Linked DNA regions of Homo sapiens: region 2 is linked to region 1. A link is a loop called in an ENCODE intact Hi-C map of the cell type or tissue named here. Cell type or tissue: tibial artery. All regions are shown on one strand. Links, peaks and the distances in the headings refer to the core of each region. The heading gives the core; the rest is flanking DNA. Region 1 has its middle 17 kb from the start of SPATA31F3. Region 2 overlaps PHF24 (PHD finger protein 24).

Region 1 (7,416 bases), core at 1,324-6,323:
GGAGTGCAGTGGTGCGATCTTGGCTCACTCCAACCTCCACCTCCCAGGTTCAAGCAATTCTCCTGCCTCAGCCTCCCAAGTAGCTGGGATTACAGGGTGCCTGCCACCATGCCCGGCTAATTTTTTGTATTTTTAGTAGAGATGGGGTTTCACCATGTTGGTCAGGCTGGTCTCAAACTCCTGACCTTGTGGTCCACCTGCCTCAGCCTCCCAAAGCGCTGGGATTACAGGTGAGCCACCATGCCCGGCCCCCTTTTTCTCTTTTTTAAGAGATGGGGTCTCACTATGTTGACTAGGCTGGCCTCGAACTCTCAGGCTCAAGCTTCCTAAACAGCTGGGATTGCAAGAGCACACCGCTATACCTGGCTCTTCCCTTATCTTATCTTTGTGTCTTTGGGGACTAATTTGTTTAGTTTTGTCTGCCCAACTTGGGAGGTTTAGCTAGCCTGTCATCAGTGGCAGCCTGGCCTTTGGCCAAGCTCTGGACAAGCACCATCCTATGGACCATTGACATTTCACGTGTTCTGCCTCATCCCAAACTGAGCCTCATCTAGGCCAAATGCTCAATTCCTGTATGGTTTCTCACTATCACATTATCTTGTATGCTTCTCTGTCTGTCACAATTTTACCAGGGACCGTTTGCAATTGCAGCAAACACTTAAGTGAACTATTTACAGAGACTACTTTGTTCTTTTGAGAGGTACCTTAGAACATAAAGAGAAGAAATCCTTTTTTTTTTTTTTTGAGACGGAGTCTCGCTCTGTCGCCCAGGCTGGAGTGCAGTGGCGCGATCTCGGCTCACTGCAAGCTCCGCCTCCCGGGCTCACGCCATTCTCCTGCCTCAGCCTCCCGAGTAGCTGGGACTACAGGCATCCGCCACCATGCCTGGCTAATTTTTTCTGTTTTTTGGTAGAGACGGGGTTTCACTGTGTTAGCTAGGATGGTCTGGATCTCATCTTCTGACCTCGTGATCTGCCCGCCTTAGCCTCCCAAAGTGCTGGGATTACAGGCGTGAGCCACCGCGCCCAGCCGAAGAAATCCTTTTAAGGAGGTTTTTCATCTTGCCTGATTAAGATGGAGTGATTGTTTTGTTTCATGTAGAAGACACCCCTCCTTCATTTCTGTACTTCAGGAGTTAATAAATGCTGGCTTTTAAATTGTATCACTTATAAAATTGTGGAAGGTCAGAGCTACTGTTTCAACCAGCCATAATAACTCTCTGTTGTATGTCTATATGTGAAAATGGGTTTTCCTGCATCTAAGCTTTCTCTCCTCTCCTTGAAGAAGGAATATAATTAGTCTTCTACAGTATTCATATTTGTCTGAAGCCAGTTTTGCCTCTTTTTTTTTGGCTCACCACTATGCTAATGAGGATCTCCTCTCTTTTGTTCTGTTCCTTTCCCTCCTTTTTTCCCCTCTCTTGGAAAACATTAAAAATTAACTTAGAAATAAAAGTCACTCTGTTATTACGTGCATACTCTAGGAATAACTAGTCCAGATAAGCAGCCAAAAATGTCTAAAAGATCTTGAAAATTTCTAAGAGAGTAGATTTTAAGTGTTCTCGCTACATACATACAAAATAAGTATGTGAGGTAGTACAAATGTTAATTAGCTCAAATTAGCCATTTCATAATGTATATTTCAAAACAACATACATGATAAACATATATAATTTGTATTTGTCAATTAAAATATGTAAGTAAATGTTTTTAAAGTCTAAAATCTTTATTAAACTGTTAGGGTTTCTTTTTGTGAACACTTAAAAGTGTATTTACATAGTAGTCTATGTTACTAAGTTATGAGATAAAAAGAAATAGATTTAAAGACTAAGGGGTTTTGTCATGATTCAGAGTCTCTAACTTTTAGTTTACCCTATAGAAAATAATGGCATATTTATCTTTAGATATATATGACTTGTATCTTGTCTTCTTTTTTTTTTTCAATTGAGATAGAGTCTCATTCTGCCACCCAGGCTGGAGTGCAGTGGCAGGAACATAGCTTACTACAGCTTCCATCTCCCAGGCTCAAGCAATCCTTCTGCCTCAGCTTCCCAAATAGCTGGGACTATAGACACACATCATCACACCTGACTAATTTTTTTGATTTTTAGTAAAGACGAGATCTCATTATGTTGCTCAGACTAGTCTTGAACTCCTGAATTCAACTGATCTTCCCACCTTGGCCTCCGAAAGTGCTGGGATTACAGGCATGAGCCACCATGCCCAGCCTATTTTGTCTAATTACTAACTATTCTTGGTTTTGCCTATCTAAAAGTCAGTCAGACTTTTTTTAAAAAAAAACTATAAAGTTGTCTTTTATGAATAAACTATATTTATAGGGTTTTCTTTTCTTTTCTTTTTCTTTTTCTTTTTCTTTTGAGACAGAGTCTCTCTCTGTCACCCAGGCTAGAGTGCAGTGGCATGATCTTGGCTCACTGCAACCTCCACCTCCTGGGTTCAAGCAATTCTCTGCCTCAGCCTCCCAAGTAGCTGGGATTACAGGTGCCCGCCACCACGCCTGGATAATTTTTTGTATTTTTAGTAGAGGCAGGGTTTCACCATCTTGGCCGGCCGGTCTTGAACTCCTGATGTCGTGATCCACCCGCCTCAGCCTCCCAAAGTGCCGGGATTACAGGCGTGAGCCACCGCGCCCGGCCTATGGGGTTTTCTAAAATGGCCATTAGGTACCATGGAGATTTGCTCCTTCAACCCATAAAAGGAAGGACAATAGGAATAGTTAGTTTTGTCTAGAAATTTTCCAAATTTCAGTTAATTCAAGCCTGCTATGTGAACTCTTTTGTTTATCAAATTTAAGATTTAAAAAAAAAAAACTGTCCAGCCCATGTCTAGCCAAGTTGCAGCCTATCTCCCCCACTGATTGTAACAAAAATTCTGGAAAAATACAAGAAACAACTATCTAAGAACTCTGAGAAGTAGAAGTAGCAGTTGGCTGTGAAGGAAAGTCAAAGCCTGAAGAACAATCCAAATGGAGGCAGTGAGTTTCCTGGGTTGTTTTCTTCCTTTACCTACCAATTTCGATCCAAAGGCAACCTGAGTCGGGGAACTATATAGCAGGAACAGATAGCAAAAACTGAGAAAATCCCATTTTTCATGGCCATAGGTCTGGAAAAGATGGACCAAGCAAGCTAGAGAGTGTAGAGAGAATCCTTGGTTTTATTTTTCTCTTTTCATCCTTTCCAAACCATGCCCAAGACCAGCCCTGGTCATACGGCTGAGCTGTCATGTAGGCAGTGGTACAGAAACCCAGAACCCTGAGAGAAAACCTGTTCCTCTGGAAGGAGGAACTGGGGGAAAAAATGCCTCTGAAGTAGGAAGAGTGTGTGTGGGTGGATGGAAGAGTTCCTGTTACTTTTCTCTCTCTCTTTTCTCTAACTACCTTGTCCTGAGTGTAGACCCAATCACACAGAACTGTATGATTATGGTGGCCACAACTCTAGGAGAAACTCCAACTCTCTACGAAAGGACTGGTAAAAAGGGGCTCCTGAGAAACAAAGAATGTATTGAAAATCCGGCAGAGGAGAGAGGGGGATAAGGGATCCCCAACTTCCATGTGCATTGTCACAAGTCCATACTCACCACTAAGCTGTGTATGTTCAGAACACATGAAAAAAAACACATAGCAAAAGCTTTGAGAGCCGAACTGCCATATAGCCCATCACCTATGTCCCAGACTAACCTCTAAGTAGTGCATGCAAAGAGCAGACCCAAACAGCATAGCAAATACTTTGAAAACTGAAGTCTTTGGAACTACTGCCCACAGAAAGTGACAGAACTTTCCATCCAAACCTAACAGGGTTAACTTCCTGCTAAAATAACAACAACCAACATTCTGCAGAGGACTTAAATAGGCCCGGAGTCTCACAATTTAGTACACAAAATGTCTAAGATTCAACCTATTAAGAATTAAGAAAATGTAACCAATTCTTAAGGGAAAAATAATCAATAGATGTCAACCCCAAGATGTTGACATTATTAGACAAATACCTTAAAGTGGCTATTATGTGCATCTTCCAGAAGGTAAAAGTAAACACTATTGAAATAAATAGAAATATAGAAGCTCTAAGCAAAGAAATATAAATTATAAAAAGGAACCTATTGGAAATTTAAAACTGAGAAATACAGTATCTGAAATAAAATATTTACTGGACACAGTTGAGAGCAGAATGGAAATGACTGACCAATCCACGAACTTGAATTTGGACCAATAGAAATTTTCAATCTGAAAAACAGAGAAAAAAAAATTGGAAAAAAAAAGATGAGTACAATCATGAGGACTTTGGGGACAATATCAAAAAGATAAAATTCACGTCAGTGGAATTCCAGGAGAGGAGAAAAAGATTGGTGTAGAAAATATATGCGATGATATAATAGCTGAGAATTACCCAAATTTAGTAAAGTTATAAATTTACAGATATGAAATCTCAGTGACCCCCCAAACAGGAATGAATTCAAGAAAACCATGCCCTAACATAGGAGGAAATTGCTTGATTTCATTTTCCCATCCTGGAAAATTCAACTTAACTCTATTGATAGAATACGTTTCACAGAATTCATTATTAAAGAACTCTGCAAAATCTTTATCTTTTGCTTAGAAATGCTATCATTTTATTATCCATAAACTTCAGAAAATGTAAAGAGAACTGATTAAGGAATTCTAAAATTAAACCTAGCAAAGTTTAGTTTTCAAAAACCCTTTAATTTCTATGGCCTAAAGCAGGGTTCAGCAAACCCTGACACAGCTAGAGAGTAAATAATTTAGGTTTTGTGGATTTTGCGGTAGAAAAGACTCCTCCAATCTCCTGCCTCTATAGATGGTATAGGTCTGGCTCTCGTACTCTCAGGGCACAGTAGGTAAAGAGAGCAAGGAGCATTCAGCTTTCACTACGGTACACTCACTCTTAGCTGTGCCTGGTCCAGGTGAGTCCAGGGTCTCTCTGCATTAATTTTTCTGGAGCATAAACCTTTAGGCTTTGTCCTTTTGTGGGAGAAGGAGTGTTAAAAGTTTGTGAGGAGCAGAAGAGGAGATTTAGGTGTCTATTCTTATACTTTCAACCCCACTTTCAGAGGTAGCTGCCACCAAATCCTGAGCCTTTAGAGTTATTTGGCTTTATTCTTGTATAGTCACTTCACAGATATTTAGCCTTGTCCTTTCTCAGGTCTCCTAAATCAATTACTACTAGTCTATCTGTTTTTCAGCTTGCAAAATTTTGTTGACAATTTTTATTTACTGTCATCTCCCTCTTCCTCCATCTGCTTTCCCATTTTCTTTAATATCATGGGTTTTTTCCTTCTTAAAAAAATATTTTATGTCATTATAGCAGGGTAAATTAATGTGTTTAAATTTACCTGGAAATGTAAGTCTCAACAGGATATAGGTAGATATAGCATTTATTAAAAGTTAAGTTTGCTGGAAAACAGTAAGTTCCTTCAATATATAATCTAAGCTCTTTTTTTCCACTCAGGAACATTTTATTCTCTTGTACCTTGCATTATTACTTCTTTTTTTGTTGGTTTTCCTCCCCATTCCTACAATAAAAGTCTTTTATTCCTACATTTGATTTTCGTCCTTTGGTCTCTATATCTATCGTCTTCTCTTATAATGTCTACTTTGGAGTTTTAGTTTTGTTTTTGTTTTTACAGTCTGGAAGTACTTCTCAATTGTATCCTTATACAACAGAAATCTCATTTTTCCATGAATCTCATGTCGGTTCTGCTTCTTACACAACTTTTGTTTCATTGAAATCTATTCTTTCTCAGCTAACATTCCTTTCATCTCTATTTACATCACATTTGGGTTACTAGTCTTTTCCAATCATCTAAATGCCTTCCTGTGATCACTTGCTTTTCTTTTTCCCTCTTTTTCCTTTGTTTTATTTTTCTTTTTTTGATAGACAAGGTCTTGCTCTGTCACCTAGGCTGAAGTGCAGTGGTGCAATCATGTCTCACTGCAGCCTCGACTTCCTAAGTTCAAGGGATCCTCCTGCCTCAGCCCCCTGAGTACCTGGGACTACAGGTGTGTGCCACCATGCCTGGCTAATTTTTTTTTTTTTTTTTTTGGTAGAGACAGGTCTCACCATATTGCCCAGGTTGACACATTTCTTTTTTCTTTTCTTTTTTTTTTTTTTTTTTTTTTTTGAGACAGGGTTTTACTTTGTCACCCAGGCTGGAGTGCAGTGGCACGATCACAGCTCACTGCAGCCTCGACCTCCTGGGCTCAAGCTATCCTCCTGCCTCAGCCCTCCAAGTAGCTGGGACTACAGGTGCATACCACCATGCCCTGCTAAATTTTTGTATTTTTTGTAGAGACGGGGTTTCACCAGACACATTTATTTTATTGAAAACCCATTAAGCAGATATCATAGTTCCTAACATGTGCGTCTGCTTTTCCTAGTCAAAGCATTTTCAGCAGCATGTCTTTCCAAGTCTTCAGGGATGATAGTTCTATTTTCTTTACAATGCATATTGTCACTAGTCCATGTTGGCAGGTTGGCCTTTTTTTTTTTTCATCCTTGAATGAAAATTGAAGTAGGTAGTCCTCATTTCATATTTTGAACAAGAAACATTAACACCAAAACAGTAGGCAGAACCAAAACCTGCACAGAAGTATCAAAGCTAGAAATGCCAAGAGGGAAATTTTAAGGGTTCACAAAGTAAAGAAGATCAGAGGCAGGTATCACCTGTTTCCATTGCAATCAGAGAACAGGTAAGTCCAGACATGGAACATGTGGACATTTCTTTTGTGGATCAGAAGGTAAGGATCGTCTGGGATATAATGACTAGGAACCATGGAGGTGGAAAGATTCTTTGACAAACAGAATTGTGGTGATTTGTGCAGAAAGGAGCTTAAGATTTGATGATTGGATTCGTCCTCTTAGGGGTGGTATCCTTGTTATGGTTTGGCTCTGTGTCCCGACCCAAATCTCACCTTGAATTGTAATAATCCCTACATGTCAAGGGTGGGACCAGGTGGAGATAACAGAATCATGGAAGCGGTCCCCCCCCACACCACCCCACCACCAACCCTGGTGCTGTTCTCGTGGTAGTGACTGAGTTCTCACAAAATCAGGTGGTTTTATAAGGGGCTTCTGCCTTCGTTCGGCACTCATTGTCTCTCCTGCTTCCCTGTGAAGAGGTGCCTTCTGCCATGATTGTAAGTTTCCCAAGGCCTCCCCAGCCATGTAGAGTGTCAGTCAATTAAACCTCTTTATAAAGTACCCAGTTTGGGATATTTCTTCATAGCAGCACGAGAACGAACTAATACAATCCTCTATCACTATAAATAGTGTTATGACAATGTGTGATAGGAGCAAAATCTATCATGAATATGTAGTGTCTATTTGAGAAACTTCCCCCTCCCCACCACTTGTGATTCTGGTGGACCTGTCAACTACAGGAG
Region 2 (7,416 bases), core at 732-5,731, 64 kb after region 1:
CCCCATGGAGTACACTGCAGCAGACCCTGCTGTACCGGCGACCTTCTCTAGTGCCTGTCACCCCTTCCAAATGCCATCCTTTCATCTCGGCCACTCTGCTTTGCGGTGTGCTGCTGCTATAGGACTGGGGTGAAGGGGTCACCTCCCTAACCCCCAGGAACACACTGCTCCCTCCCCAGCTTCCTGACACAGTCCTACCATCATTGCCACCATGCTCCACTGGGCTTTTTACAGAGCCTCCTTCCAAGTACCTCTCCTTTCTTTCCTTCCCTTCACAGCCAACAAATCTTCTTCTTCTTTTTTTTCTTTTTATGAGACAGGGTCTCACTGTGTCACCTGGCTGAAGTGCAGTGGTGCGATCGTAGCACTGCAGCCTTGAACTCCTAGACCTAAGCAATCCTCCTGCCTCAGCTTCCTCAGTAGCTGGGACTACAGGCACAAGCCATTGCACCTGGCCCCACAGCCAAACTTCTTAAAAGAATTTCACCATCTCCTATGGTTTTTCAACCACCTATCATATAATCTGACATCTGCATCCATCATTCTGCAGAACTGTTGCTTCCTAAGGTCACCAGTCACCTCCTAATTGTCAAGTCCACTGACCTTTTCTGAGGCATCTTCTTACTTGATCTCTCTGAAGTATTTATTACTTCTTTATTCCTCTCTCTTTTCTTTAGGATTTAAGTATTTTTATGAGAATTATTGCATAAGATATGGAAATGAGAGAAAATAGAAAGTCAATAAAATCCCACCTCAGTGGTGTAACCACCGTTAACATTACCTCCCACATTCTGCAGCTGTCTTTGCTTGGTATCCAGTACCTTCTTCTCTACTGATGCTCTTCCAGCCTTAGTCTCTGACCATTCTTTCTCAATGCCCTTTGTTAGTTTCTTGTCTCAGTCCTGTTTCTCAGGGTTCTGTTGTTTAATACTCTTCTTTTCTCACTGCGCCCTCTTTGGTGACTTCATCTACAGCCACCATCTAAACACTAATGACTCCTATTTCTGTGTGTCCAGACCTAAATTTCCTGTCTCTTGCACTTATCCACCTTGATATCTCACAAGTACTTCACACTCATCATGCCCCAAAATGAACTCATCTTTGCCCCCAAACCTGCTCTTCCTCCACTCCTTATCTCTGTGAATAGTAATACCATGCCCCAGTTACCAATTCCAGTTCAATCTCTCCCTCATGCCTCACATCCAGTGAGTCATCAGGTCCTGATGATGCTGCCTCTAATATCTCTCTTCCCTTCTTCATTCTCATGTCTCAGTTTAGCTGCTCATCATTTCTTGCCTGGACTGTTGCGGCAGCCCCCAACTGCTCTCCACACCTCCAGACTCTGCCGCTCTAATCCATCTTCCACACAGCAGCCAGAGATCTGACCACGGCACTCCCCACTTGAAAACCCTTTGGTGGCTCCCTTTTGCCCTCAGAATAAAGGCCTAATTTGAGGGGCTCGATAAAGGGTATTGGAGGTACTTCATAGTAGGCCCCCTCCTTCCCTCACACACACACTCACATGTACTCCAAACCTCAGCCACACTGAACATCTCACAGTGTTACACACCACTGTGGCGCCCAGTGTTTACTAGGTGCTCAGTAGGTGTTTATTGAAAGTATGGTTTGAAAGAAAAATACAACTATTATATATTAGTTTTTAAAAAGTGTTATGGAAGAAAAAGAATGGTTTGAGTTCTTTATGAAATCCACGTATGAATACTCATGAAATATCTGCTCTTGTACTTTGCGGGTATCTCAGAGGAAGAAAATGACCTTGTACTAGAAAGGATCTTTGATAGTTTAAAGACTGTATGGTAACGTCAACACAATAAGATATTGGTGCTCCTTTGGAATTAAAACTTCTGTGGCACTACAAAAAAACTCATTTGGCTTTAGGAGCCTTGTAATAATGGCATCTTTTAAAACCATTCTGGGGTTATTTAAAGTGATACAACCCACTTGGAGCAGAGCTAGGATTAAACTTTTTTTTTTTTTAACTAAAATACATTTTTAGCACAGCCTAACACAGAAGCCAAGTAGATAAAAGGGATGGAGATGGAGCCGCTCTGCTTGATGGAGATAGGGATTCACAACCTGCCTACTCACTAGCCCCCTTATTCCCTGCAGCAGCTTCCTAAGGCACTTCCAAGAAATCCCTAGGTTAGCTCAGAGGAGAAAACCACTGTTTTAGTAAAGGGACTCAGTGCTGGAGTCAGGATATCTGGGTTCTTGGGGAAGATTCTGCCCCAGAGTAAAGACAACTCTGGCCAAGTCCTTTCTCCTCTCTGGGGCCTCAATCTCATTGATTGTGAATAGGAGGCTGGGATTAGATGATCTTGGAACTGCTTTCCAGTTGAAATTCTATTTCTAGCCCCCTTGACCCTGGCCTTTCTTACTGGCCTGTATGGCCACCGACTCAGCTCTTCCTTATTTTCAGGACAACATCAACTTGCTGCTTACTGAGGAGGAAATGTATAGCCTCACGGAGACCTTTCAGCGGTGTAAAGTCATCCCTGGTAAGGTTGGGTGGTGCTGCATGGATGGAGAGGGGCCGGGCAGATTTCTCCTTCAGGCTTTCTAGAATGAACCATGAAAGGAGTGTTCCATATTTAGTGGGTAGAGGGTAAATGAGTCCTTGTTCCTGAGTTGTTGGCCAGCAGAGTCACCTATCCCTGTCACAGCCTGGGTGACCCTGGCCATGGGAGGCAGAGACTTAGCAAGAGCTGTGGGTTTGGGGGCCCCGAGGGTGCCCTGGAGGTGATGGAGGTGCCCTGAGGCTGAGGAAGGATGGGCATGGCTAGCACGGGGTGCCTCCCACAGATTGCTCCCTGACACTGGAGGACTTTCTGCGTTACCGCCACCAAGCAGCCAAGCGGGGGGACCGTGACAGGGCCCTGAGTGAGGAGCAAGAAGAGCAGGCGGCCCGCCAGTTTGCTGCCCTGGACCCTGAACATCGAGGCCACATAGAGTGGCCTGACTTCTTGTCCCATGAGTCCCTCCTGCTTCTGCAGCAGTTGCGTCCCCAGGTGAGGGCCAGTTGGGGCAAATGTTCCTGGGATACTGGGTGACAAGGGCCTGGGAGGCACGCTGGGCAGATTGGGGGAGCACTGGGTCCTGCTCAAGCAGGGACAAGTATCAGGAATGGGCTCAGGTTCCATCCAGTGACAGATGATCTGGTGCCCAGGCTGAGGAAACTGCGTGAGGAAGACTGATCTGCCCTGGGCCGCACTGGAAGTGCTGATGCCTCCAGAAGGGCTCTGGGCAGCTTCTAAGGGAGGTTGCAAAGGTGGTAATGGAGATAGGATTCTCTATGGCTTGGCAGTTTACAAGATATCTTCACCTCTAAGATCTTGTCTCTTCTTCCCCAGAACTCTCTGTTGAGGCTTCTGACAGTGAAGGAGCGGGAGCGAGCCCGAGCCGCCTTCCTGGCTCGGGGCAGTGGGAGCACCGTCAGTGAGGCAGAGTGCCGCCGGGCCCAGCACTCTTGGTTTTGCAAACGGTTCCCAGAGGCTCCTTCCTGCAGTGTCAGGTCTGCTCCTTACCAGTCCTGGTCCCCACTCAGCCTCTCCTCCTCCCTTTTCCATGCCAGTGGCCCTTCCATACCTCCCTGCTCCCCCTGCCAACAGCCGAGAGAGGAGCCTCCTGTGCATTAGGTAGAGGATGGTGATGCCTACGGGCCAGGGCATAGGACAGCCTCTGCCTTCAACTCGGTGTTGCCACATGTCAGAAGAGCCTGGATGAGCATGTCCAGAGCCTTGGGCTTACCAGAGTTTGGGAGGGGGCAGGCATTTCACTATCCCACTCCTAACCACGTGTCCTCATGCCCAGCAGCATCAGCCATGTGGGTCCCATCGCAGATAGCAGCCCAGCCAGCAGCAGCAGCAAGAGTCAGGACAAGACCCTGCTGCCCACAGAGCAGGAGTCCAGGTGAGTAGGACCTCCTCACCTGGCCATTTGTACCCTCTGAACCCCCACAAAACACACAAGTAAGAGAGGGCATTACCCACTCCCACTCCAAAACAGCAAGCGCCCACCCAAGAAACCAGGCTCCAAGAGTGCACATTTGACCCAAGTCTATAGGACCAGCCAGCTGGTCTGTTGGCCTGGTAGCACAGCCAGCCATAGCCAGGTCAGGCATGAGCCAAGCTTCCCTGAGTTTTGTGTAGCTCAAGCCATGCTGCCCCTGGGATCAGGGCTCACGCGTCTTCAAACCAGCCTCCTCAAGCCATGCTGCCCCTGGGATCAGGGCTCACGTGTCTTCAAACCAGCCTCACGACTCTGTTCTTTGCTTCCACTCCAGATTTGTGGACTGGCCTACCTTCCTGCAAGAGAATGTCCTCTACATCCTGGCTGCTCGCCCCAACAGCGCAGCCATTCACCTGAAGCCCCCAGGATAGCATGGAGCAGAGAAGCTCGGTTTGAGGACAGTGACATCCTCTCCCTCCTTTCCTTTCTCCCTTCCCCCACCAACCTCTGGCACAGAGACTCATGGGGTTGGGACACTGCCAGCGTCTTAACTTGTCACTAAGCTTTAAGGCACTGAAATCACCATTCCCCTCACAATAGAGGCAGTGAATGCATTGCCACAAGGAGAAGCCCTGGGAGCTGTGGCAGCATCCTCTCCTGGACCGCCCCTGCCCCACATCATAGACGGGACCTGCCACCACACTTATATACATGTGCACATGCTGCCCAGCTGTCCATGCCTTCAGAAGCCTGGTTCTTTTTGGTTGAGAAAGGACCAAAGTCCCTTTGTGAAGCCCCTGGTATAGAGGAGGGGGTCTCTACTCACCCCTTCTATAGGCAGGCCAGTTCTAATTTCCAATAGATAAGTCTCTGGCCAAGTGATTCTTAGGAAGGGGGCATGTCAGACTCGCATGCCTGCCTAGAGCTCCTGGAGATCCTAATGGGCCCCGCTTTCTCCACCAAAAATCCCTTCTGCAGTCAGCTGCTGTTACTAGTAGGTGTGCATTATGTACCTCGGCTGTACTGAGTTGGGAAAAGAGTTAAACATCACCACTGAAATTCAGCCCTTTATTTATTTAAATTCCAATTCCTGGTGACAGAAAAGGCAACTAGCCTGGAGAATCCTGACTGGAAGAGGGGGAGGCAGCCCTTCCCAGGGACTCGGGATTCTAGGAACCTCTCAGTCAGGTCACCTGAGTCCAAAAGTCTTTAGCAGGGTAGTCAAAAATCAAGGTGAGCCTTCTTGGCCCCATTTTTCAGATGGTAGCTCATGGCCTAGGGCCAAGGGGGCCTGAATGGAGCAAACACACTGGCAGGAGCCACAGCCCTCTGTGTTAGATGCTTCACCCAAGTCACCGACCACAGAGACTGACGAGAGCACACTCTGGAGGAAGAGGAGAGAACGGGGCTCTGCTTCCTCATCATTCCAGCTCAACTCAACTGTAGACACCTTCCACAGCCCAAGAAAGATCTGCAGAGCCCTGAGCAGGGACTCTTTCAGCCATCCTGACAAACAGGATAAGAGGCTGGGGCTTAAGAAGAGGCTCTGCAGAGAAGGTCCTGGGAAAGCCTTACAGAAGAAGTTTTCCGCTTCTCCCTATCACTGAGACTCGGCTTGAGTGGCTGCTTCTCCTCACTGCTCATCACATGTCCTTCCCCAGCAGGCTAGGGCTTGGGCCTGGCATGGAAGGCCTTTTGGGGCAATCAGAGGCTGCCACAAGAGCACCAAGCCTGGCCTCCAAGCCCCAGCCCTCCTTCCTAAGTACTCATCAAATTCAAATTCTTCAGTCCGTGTGTTATGGCTCATCTTGGCCGGCCGTGGGGTCCATGTTCTAGGCTTCTGTTTCCAACTTAATGACTTAGGCATAGCGAGATCTGACTACCAAGAGTTATTCAAAAGGGAGTGGAGTGCAGTCATGCAGAAGCAAACACGTCTTCATTGCTCGAGGCCCTTGTGCTAAATCGGGTGCGTACAGAAGAACACACACCGCTCGGTGCTGAATGTTTCGAGGAAAGCAAGGAGCTGCGGCCAGGGGCTTCTTGAGAGCCCTGTGTAGTCTCCTCCTGTAGGAACCACCTTAGCTGGAAGCAGGGTGGTGAGCTGCTGGGGTTGGATTATTTGGGACTGAAATGAAGCAGACAGGAGACAAATCTGGGCTCAGGTGTATGGCCCACAGCTTTTAGAAATGCTCTTCAGCCGTCCCCCAGGATTGATCCATAGGAGGGGCCATTATTCAGTCTAGTCAAAACAAGAAAGCGCAGGACTCCTGGGCCTAAGAACTGCATCTGAAGCAGCCAGGCCTGGGGTTTTGCACTGAGATGAAAGCACATTAAGCACAGGGGCTCTTACCTACTCTCCTGGCAAATCATCTCCTGTGCCACTGGCCTTGGGCTGCTCGATCTCACAGACGGGGCATTTTGAGTAGAGACAAGCTCTGGGCTTTGAGAGCTGAATAGCATTTTTCTCCTGCCTCATCAGTCACAGGGACTGGAAGTCCATCTTGTTCCCTGATCCTTCACAGATCAAGGTGATGCCTACCTCTTTGGAGCTGCTGCCTCTAGCTCTCCACGGGTGAGTGAGGAGAGTTGGTGGGCCAGGTCAGGCCTGCCGTATTCCAGGGCCTGGCAAAGCAGCCCCAGAGTTCTTCCACAACAGGAACAGGCCCATTTGGATCACGCTTCTCCCTATTCCAGAACAGCAAACTTCCTGGGTGAGGGCCTGCTACAGAGATCCCAGGGGACACTTCCCTCAGCAAAGAGTAGAGTTCCCATCCCACAAGAGTCCTAGGAAGCAGGAAAGCACGAAGGAGCAGCCAGCCTCTTCTCCACAGGCAGTCATCTAGCTTTTTACCAAAGGGGAAGTGCCGTTGCTCCCCAAGTCCAGAGTTGCAGACGCCCTGCCCCAACCCCCGTCCAGAATCTCCCTTTGCAGTGTTCTAATCCCCAGAGCCCCTCTGCGGTATGTATAGAGTTGTTAAAAACGTTCAGAAACCCAGTGAAGCCCATTTCGTTTTCAAGCCCTCCCATCACTGTGACTCTGAAATTCTGCCAAGTACAAATATTAGCGTTTGGCTCTAATAAGGGTATGAGAAAATGTTTCAGTCTTTTCTTTGTGGCTACCCAAAATTGAGATCAGTGTTTCTAACCAAGGAAGGCCTGGGTTATAGACAGGCTCCTCTGAAGCCCACTTGCCCTAAGCATTTTTCACCTAGCATTCCTCTTCCTCATGTTCAGATGTGAATGAAGGGGCAGCTGGAGGATGTGGTGGAGCTGCAGGGACCGAGGGTCAGCTGAGCAGTGGCCCTGGCCACAAAACCACTCCAAGTCTGCTCCTTGGCTTCCTCTCCTGAGCCCAGCCTTCCCCAACAGAACACTTGAGCAAGGGCCCCTAGAGTATCCCAGGGATGGAGCAGTCCCCTCACTCTAGGTACTGATCTAACCTTCAAG

What was found. Hi-C counts contacts between places; a loop is a spot of excess contacts. Peaks named below come from ENCODE experiments on the same cell type or tissue, not always from the same donor. Only the 100,000 strongest peaks of a DNase experiment are listed, where the experiment ranks them.
Region 2: a loop joins it to region 1, with 2.8 times the contacts of the local background. A loop is called at or near these places in 24 of 110 quality-filtered maps.

What each region holds. Positions count from the first base shown.
Region 1 is chr9:34,908,896-34,916,311 of GRCh38, forward strand. It overlaps a transcript of PHF24 not described here. Among named protein-coding and RNA genes, the nearest start is that of SPATA31F3, 17 kb to the left of the region's middle. In tibial artery, for the core only: no CTCF peak of the experiment used is centred there; no DNase peak of the experiment used is centred there; H3K27me3 peaks cover 249 bases.
Region 2 is chr9:34,973,712-34,981,127 of GRCh38, forward strand. PHF24 (PHD finger protein 24) reads left to right here. Exons shown (of 8, transcript NM_015297.3): 4 at 2,441-2,519; 5 at 2,824-3,029; 6 at 3,372-3,532; 7 at 3,835-3,930; 8 at 4,304-7,416. The coding sequence ends at 4,400. Among named protein-coding and RNA genes, the nearest start is that of DNAJB5-DT, 12 kb to the right of the region's middle. In tibial artery, for the core only: no CTCF peak of the experiment used is centred there; a DNase peak (open chromatin) is centred at 2,720.